Regions from separate parts of the Homo sapiens genome. Here region 2 is linked to region 1. Evidence: read pairs that join two places in POLR2A ChIA-PET (ENCODE). Cell type or tissue: PC-9. All regions are shown on one strand.

Region 1 (4,000 bases):
GTTTTTATGCTTTGGTTTATTAAGAATATACTAGTAAAGAAAGGAGTGAATCTTGCTGGTAGGAATTGAAACATTTATGGAGATCCAAATAGGATAAAAGACAAGAGCACTAATAAAACTATCAGACCACAGTGCCTTTTGTTTTTCCTGATCAAACAGATACAGAAAGAGCATGTTTAGATTTTGGCAATTTAATTGGTCAGACTGTGATACTAATAAGGCTCTTGTTATATGCTTCTAAATTTAGTCAGTTTGATATCAGAGAGTTCTGCAACTTTAATCTTTATTAAAAATAAACCTTTTCAATCATTAGAGCACCTAGGGCAAGTAGAAGGATGGTGCATTAATTATATATATATATATATATATATACACGCATATATATATACACACACACACGTGCATATATATGTATATACACACACATATATACATATATACACACATATTCACACACACATATACATACACACACACACACACATATATAGATATATATACACACACATATTTTTCTTTTTTTTTCTTTTTTTGAGACAGGGTCTCACTCCATCACCCAGGCTGGGGTGCAGTGGCATGATCTCGGCTCACTGCAACCTCCACCTCCCAGGCTCAAGTGATCCTCCTGCCTTAGCTTCCCAGGTAGCTAGGATCACAGACGTGCACCACCACGCCCAGCTAATTTTTGTATTTTTGGTAGAGATGGGGTTTCACCATGTTGCCCAGGCTGGTCTTTAAGTCCTGAGCTTAAGCGATATGCCCAGCTAGGCCTCCCAAAATGCTGGGATTACAGACTTAAGCCACTGCACCCGGCCCATTATATTTTTTTAAGTGGGGGTGATTTAGGGAGTAGCATCACTTTACAATACTAAGAAGAGTACACACAAACAATACACAACTTATATAACATTAGTACTGGCATCAAATTTTAAAACCATTAAAGGCAAGACATTTATTCAAATACTTGTTGGTTGTTTCTCAGGAGAAGTGATTCTGTTGCCCCTAACAACCACGGGGCTACCAGAGTGACCTTTTTGTAGCCTTGAGGATTTCTGCTCAAGGAGCCCCCTCCAGGCAATTGCTTTCTACTTCTTCCCAAACCTGTAGTCTCACCCTCTCCAGTCTCTTGGTCTCCCTTAAGGACTTAGAACAAAATTTTCCTGAACTCCATGATCTTTTAACCTTGAACCTGCCCTGTCCACTGTGGTCTTTCAGGGGTAAGGGCTCAAACTCCTAGGCCTTGTTTTACCATGCAGTCAAAAAACATAGAAAAGAACAACCTAAGAGAAGTAAGAAAGCTTTGACCTGTGAAGGAAAATTGATAGGAGGCCGTTGGTTTGTACTGAGCTCCTGCACTGGGCCCAACAGACCAAAGCAAAATGGAATAATTCCTGCTGAAGTTTCACACCACCAAACCAAAACCAAGGTGTTTATCTGAACTTCCAAGGAATCAGGGGGTTGGGGGTGGCAGGGAGAGAGAGAGAGCCAAATCCCCAAACAGGCCAGTTTTACCCGGCATGATAAGGAAGTCCCCTCTGCTTTAACCTTTAGGAAGAAAGCAACTTCAAAATGACTAATCCACTTTTTGTTCTCTATGTCTGCTTCCCCAGCCCTTTTTGTCTATAAAGCCAAACTTCTCTGTTCAGCTCATTTACAGATTGAGTTGTTGCCTGATTCAAGAGTCACCGATAAAAGCCTATTAAGATCTTTAACTAAATGGGTTGTAATTTTGTCTTTTGACAGAGCCACTTGATTTCTTCCCACAGAAAGTTTCACCTTCCTCTTGCCTGCCACCTTCTTTTTCAGGAATCCCACTGTATGCTCTCAAGGACACTGTTTATTCTGCAACTCAGGCCAAAATTCCTTTTTCCTAAAGATGAGGTGGAGAAGAGAGAAGGCCTTTGCTTTCCTTGGCATGTTAGGGTGTGAGCAGTGCTTTTATAGAGAGTTGATTTCCTGGAAAACCTCCAGCCACAGCCCTTTTATTTATTTTATTATGATTTTTTACTCTGCCATAAATTCAACCAAGTGTACACAACCCTTTTAATATGTGAATGATGAAACAATAAAAGCCACAGCCTCCCTGGAAGGCAGGATGTGAGTCACCATTAAAAAAAAAAAAGTCAACACAAACTTCATCCCAACAATTTTATTTCTGAGGATCTTTCCTAGACGTATAGTTGCATGAATGTGAAGAGACATGTTCAAGGATACTCAGTGCAGCCTGGTTTGTAACAGTGAAATCAGAAACAACATAAATGACTCGCAAAAGAAAAATGGTTACCTAAACTATATTACACCCATTCTATGGAATATATCCATACTATGCAACATTCAAAGAATAAAATAGATCAATATGCATCGATATGAAAAGACCTTTAAGACAAATTGTTAAATGAAAACAAATCTATAGAAAAATAAGGCATAATCCAGTTACATAAAAATACATATTTCTTTGTGTATATGTACACACACATAATGTATATATGTATGTAAACAAAGAAAAAGATCTTGAAAGATACCCATCAAATAGTAGTGAGTTTTTGCTTTGTTTCTGAATTTTTGACAATTTAAATGTATTGATATGCTACTTATGTAATTAAACATTTAAGAAAAAAGGGCAAGGAAAGCAAGAAATCATGCCGCATAGCATAATGGCTAACTGCCTGGTCCCTGGAACCAGACAACCTGTATCCAGATTCTAGCTTGCCACTTACTTAACCTCCCTGCACTTCAGTTTCCTCCTTTGTAAATTGGAGGGTAACAACAGTGCCTACCTGAAGGTGGTTATAGACATGAAATAAGATGATATGTTCAAAGTGCTTGGGACCTAGTGAGGGCTATATAAATGTTAGCTAGTATTACTGATTAAGGAGAGAATAAATCACTGGTGATTCCACTTTAGTCAGAGAAGAATGATTATTTTTTTCATATTCTGGCACTAGTGAGACCTCAGGAAATGTATTTTTTAAAAAATCAATGTCAAACAGCCCTGAAGATGAGGCTTCTAATGCTCCTGCTATTACCTAGTCTTCCTGGAACAAAATGCACACTGGAGAGAGTACAGTTCGACCGACATTCATACCAAATACTCCACTGGGTGCTGGAGACCAGTGAGGCAACATTTCTGCTTTTAAGGGACTCATTTTGTGTTATGGGGGGGTGTAGTGGAGGGAAGAATCAAATCAGCAAACAAATCTTTTTAACACGGGTTAGTCCACAAGATGGGATTACACAGAACTGTGAGTGGAGCTAGAGTAGAAAGGAATGGGAGGGACAAGAACACTCCTGGTAGACGTGAACACTCTGGAAAGATGAGAGGAGTTAGCAATGAAAATAAAAAAGGGATTGGGCATTTCAGGTAAGGGAAACAACATGATTCATTTAGGGGAACTACAAGGAGTTTGGTATTGTTAAAATGTATGTGTGTGTGTGTGTGTGTGTGTGTGTGTGTGTGTGTGTGTGTGTCTGGATGATGAATGGGAGGGGGACAAGGAAGAATGGCCGGAGGAAGTAAGGAACAACAGGTTTGGAAAGACAGTGACAACGATTGGTGACCTTAATTATGTAGCATCAGAGTAGTAGTAGAAACAAAGCAAGATCGCGATGGAAAGATTACTGAAGACAATCTAACTATTTGGACAGATTGAGAGATTTTTTGTTGTTGTTTTTTGAGACAGCATTTCACTCTGTCACCCATGCTGTAGTGCAGTGGCCCAATCCTGGCTCACTGCAGCCTTAACCTCCCGGGCTCAGGTGATCCTCCCATCTCAGTCTCCTGAGTAGCTGGGACCACAGGTGTGTGACACTATGCCCGGCTAATTTTTGTATTTTTTGTAGAGATGGGATTTTGCCATGTTGCCCAGGCTGGTCTCAAACTCCTGGGCTCAAGCCATCCACCTACTTCAGCCTCCCAAAGTGCTAGGATTACAGGCGTGAGCCACCATGCCCAACCAGACTGATTTTATGAAAGAAGTCTCATTTTGACAAGTCACCTTTT
Region 2 (4,000 bases), 270 kb after region 1:
AAATTCTTTGGTTGTCATCCAAAGGTGTAAGCCTTGCCTTAAAAATATTCTCATTTGGGGCATTGCCAAGCCTGGGGGTCCTGAATTCTTTCATATGTCTTCGTTCCTTCTTCAGATTTATTTTTCAGTCGGTTTTTTGCTTCCTTTTCATGATTGGAACCACTACTCAATGATTGTTAGATACACCACTCCTCACTGTTCCCAGTGAAATCACAGAATTTGTGCTAGGTAAATTCCAGGCTGGAAGGCATAGTTGTTTATTAAAGGAGATGAAGTCCAGCCACAATAGGAGAGGAAATCAGACAAGGATGTTTTTAAAAGCAAGCTGTGTTTTTCTGACTGCTCCAATATTCATTCCCACCCTGAAGGCTCCTCTAACCCTGGGGAAGAAAAAATATTTTTAGTCTGATAGTGTACTATAGAGCTGAACCATCTGTAAAACAGTCTTGATAACTCAGAGGAATGGTTTTAGTGGAAATAACTTGTAAAGGATCACCCAAGACTCCAAAGCTAAGGCATCAACTACCCACAGAGCACCGGTTCCTACCCAGCTCCCATGAAGTCCTTTAAGATTTATTTTAGAACCATTGCAGCCAAACCAGAAATTGACAAGTGGGACTTAATTAAATTAAAGAGCTTCTGCACAGCAAAAGAAACTATCGACAGAGTAAACAGACAAGCTACACAATGGGAGAAAATATTCACAAATTGTATATCTGGCAAAGGTCTAATATCCAGAATCTGTAAGAAACTTAAACAATTAAAAAATAAATAACCCTATTTAAAACTGGGCAGATACTTCTCAAAAGAAGCCAATTTGCAGCCAACAAATATATGAAAAAATGCTCATCATCACTAATCATTAGAGAAATGCAAATGGAAACCACACTGAGATACCGTCTCACACTAGTCAGAATGGCTATTATTAAAAAGCCAGAAAACAGATGTTGGTGAAGTTGAGGAGAAAAGGGAACGCTTATACACTGCTGGTGGGAGTATAAATTAGCTCAGCCACTGTAGAAAGCAGCATGTAGATTCCTTAAAGAACTTAAAACAGAGCTACCATTTGACCCAGCAATCCCACTACTGGGTATATACCCAAAGAAAAATAAATCATTCTATCAAAAAGACACATGCACTTGTATGTTCTTTGCAGCACTGTTCACAATAGCAAAGACATGCAGTCAACCTAGGTGCCCATTCATGGTGGACTGGATAAAGAAAATGTGGTATCTATACACCATGGAATACTACACAGCCAAAAACGGAACAAAATCATGTCCTTCGCAACAACATGGATGCTGCTGGAGGCTGTTATCCTAGGTGAACTAATACAGGAACAGAAAAATACCTCGTGTTCTCACTTATGAGCAGGAGCTAAACATTGAATACACATGGACACAAAGGTGGGAACAGTAGACATTAGGGACTACTGGAGGGGAGATGGTGACAGGGGAAGTGGGTTGAAAAACTACCCATCAGTTACTATGCTTACTACCTGGGTGATGGGATCATTCATACACCAGACCTCAGCAACATGCAATTTACCTATGTGACAAACCTGCACATGTACCCCTTGGACCTAAAATAAAAGTCAAGAGAAAACAAGACCTTTTTAAGAATAGAAATACTGAGGAAGGAAATAAGAGCAGGGTGGGATGGGAAAATATTTATAATTCATGGGGGAAGGAGAGCTATCACAGAGCTGGAATGTACTTTAGAGATAGCAATATGGTGACGAAAAGCAGTTGACAAACTAGAATCCCACTGAATTGGGATCAGCCATTTGCTGCATACTGTAAAACAAGTTTAAACATTTTTAACTTAAAAAGCCTGGCTTCTGAATGCTTATTGCAACTTACAAAGTCATGACTAAGATATTAAATAAAGGGCACTTGTTATGTTATCTGATACTGCCCTATTCCTTCCCACCAAATGCACTTAATTGTACTATTTGGCAACTAGGAGATGTGTATTGAGAACTGATTCCCTCAGAGCAGCTGGCATGGGAGCGATTCTTTGGATTGCTGTTATTGTGCATTCCTGACTCCAACATGCTATTGTGTTGGAAAGGAGGCCAGGAATGAGGTCATGAGTAAGAAGAAACCTTAAGTTTTTGCCCTTGCACAAGAGACAAAAATTATCCAATTGGAGTTAGATTTCAAGAGTGTTGAACTTGAAGGCAAATATTTATCTTCTGGTGTTAAGAAAGGAAAGGATGTGAAACCTTTGACCTTGAGTGTTAGGGCAGTGTCTGAGTTTGGAAAGCAGTTGTCTGAAGCCAGAAGCATGATGAATTTCTCATTGTTCCTTCCCTGGAACTATGCTAATATTTTTTACCACACGCTGAGCAGCACCAGCCGACTTAATAGCCTGCTCAATGTCACATTCCATTGGATTTGGGGTCTCTCCCTCTGGGGTCCAACTTCCTGAAGATACCCCTTTAGAATTCTAGGTAAGTGTTTGGAAAGAAAATGGCTTAGAGTCATCTGGTGTTTTGCAACCTACTTCATCCTCTCTCCATGTCATATGACTCAAAGTGAATTTATAAAGAATTAACATTTCTCTTATCTACACAGCAACCTTGCAAGCTAGGCAGAACCACTACTTTATACCCTTTTAACATTATGGAACATGTAGCTTTTCATGGTCTGAGGATTTTTCAGAAAGTACATAGCATTGGGGCATATAAACAGCTAAGTCCAGGTATATCCAGTCATCCTGAAAGTTCAGTCCAGCCTAACAGATTGATCAGACCTCCCCCTTTTTATCATTCTTGATGTACATGCAGAAACTGGGGTAGCCCTTATAACACGTCAAAAATCAAACAAACCATTGTTTCTGGTCCCAGGGACCAGAATCGTTTTCCTGGCCACATTTTCAAATTATCATCACTTAAAGTGACTTGCTATTTTTCAAGGGATGGCCTTAGGAAGATCCACTGGATCTTACCAGGCGGTTAGCTTCTGTATTCCCTCATGATAATTTATGGAAGGAAAAAAAGAATACTTACTTTAAACTGTCCAAACGACTAAAGTAATTTCTAGTTCTTCTGAGCCTTAACATGTAGCAGGATGTTGGGGGAGTGGGGAATGGACTTAGGAGAAAACCTTAGATTTGAACTCTAGCTCTGTAACTTTGGAGACTTTTCTTAGCCCACAGACAGGCATAAGAATAACAGGCGCCCACCAAGTGTTGGATGGATTAAATGTGAACATACTTTCTAAACATTCAACTACAGAACAAGTACAAAGGGTATTGTTAACAAAAGTAATTGATAAGGGAAGAAATATTTAAGCTCAATCAGGAGAGGAAAAAGTTGATCGTTTGGTAACCACCGCCAAAGTCCTCAAACTTCTAAACCCAATTTTTTTGTGTTTTCAGTGAGCCTTGGTCCTGACTAGAAGAAGCCAATTTTGAGGCTTCATGACAAACACTTACAGAAAGTTATCCAACTATTGCAATGTCAACCCTTGCTTGCTAATATCAGGTCAATTTAGGAATTAAATATGGAGGTTATTCGCATGCCATCCATGTCTCTCCATCAGTTCAAAGGATACCAGCAACAGAAGGATGAAGATGAAAGGAGGATTGAAAATTGTTCAGTGGCACTCTGGAGGTCCTAGAATAATGGATACCTGATGAGATTAAACTGCACAGCTTTTACTTAGAGACCATTTTATAAAGATCATTCACTTCACAGAGGTTAGAAAAACACTTTGAGAATCCATTTGGCAAAGTGCTGTTAATATGATTCTTCTTACTTAATTCCTTTAAATTCCTCTTGGATTAAAATTGTAATACAAAGCAAAAACCACTTTGGACCATGGTTTGGCAGTAGCTACTGAAGCGAAACATAAACATATCCTATGACCTTGCCACATACTCTCTATTCCCATGCATATATATGTATATATATACAACTGAAATATGTATATAATTTACCAAAAGACATGGGCAGGAATTTTCATAGCAACACTATTCAGTACAGCCAAAACCA

The links. Peaks named below come from ENCODE experiments on the same cell type or tissue, not always from the same donor. Only the 100,000 strongest peaks of a DNase experiment are listed, where the experiment ranks them.
Region 2: POLR2A ChIA-PET joins it to region 1 with 5 read pairs; 1 of 35 experiments calls an interaction of 5 or more read pairs at or near these places.

Annotation. Positions count from the first base shown.
Region 1 is chr10:114,778,037-114,782,036 of GRCh38, reverse strand. LOC101927692 (a long non-coding RNA gene) reads right to left here. Exons shown (of 3, transcript NR_120628.1): 3 at 2,134-4,000. It also overlaps a transcript of ABLIM1 not described here. Among named protein-coding and RNA genes, the nearest start is that of FHIP2A, 42 kb to the left of the region's middle. In PC-9, no CTCF peak of the experiment used is centred here; a DNase peak (open chromatin) is centred at 1,976; H3K27ac peaks cover 976 bases.
Region 2 is chr10:114,503,466-114,507,465 of GRCh38, reverse strand. All of the region lies in intron 6 of ABLIM1 (actin binding LIM protein 1), which reads left to right. Among named protein-coding and RNA genes, the nearest start is that of AFAP1L2, 100 kb to the right of the region's middle. RefSeq lists a silencer at 1-96. In PC-9, no CTCF peak of the experiment used is centred here; a DNase peak (open chromatin) is centred at 2,075; H3K27ac peaks cover 3,435 bases.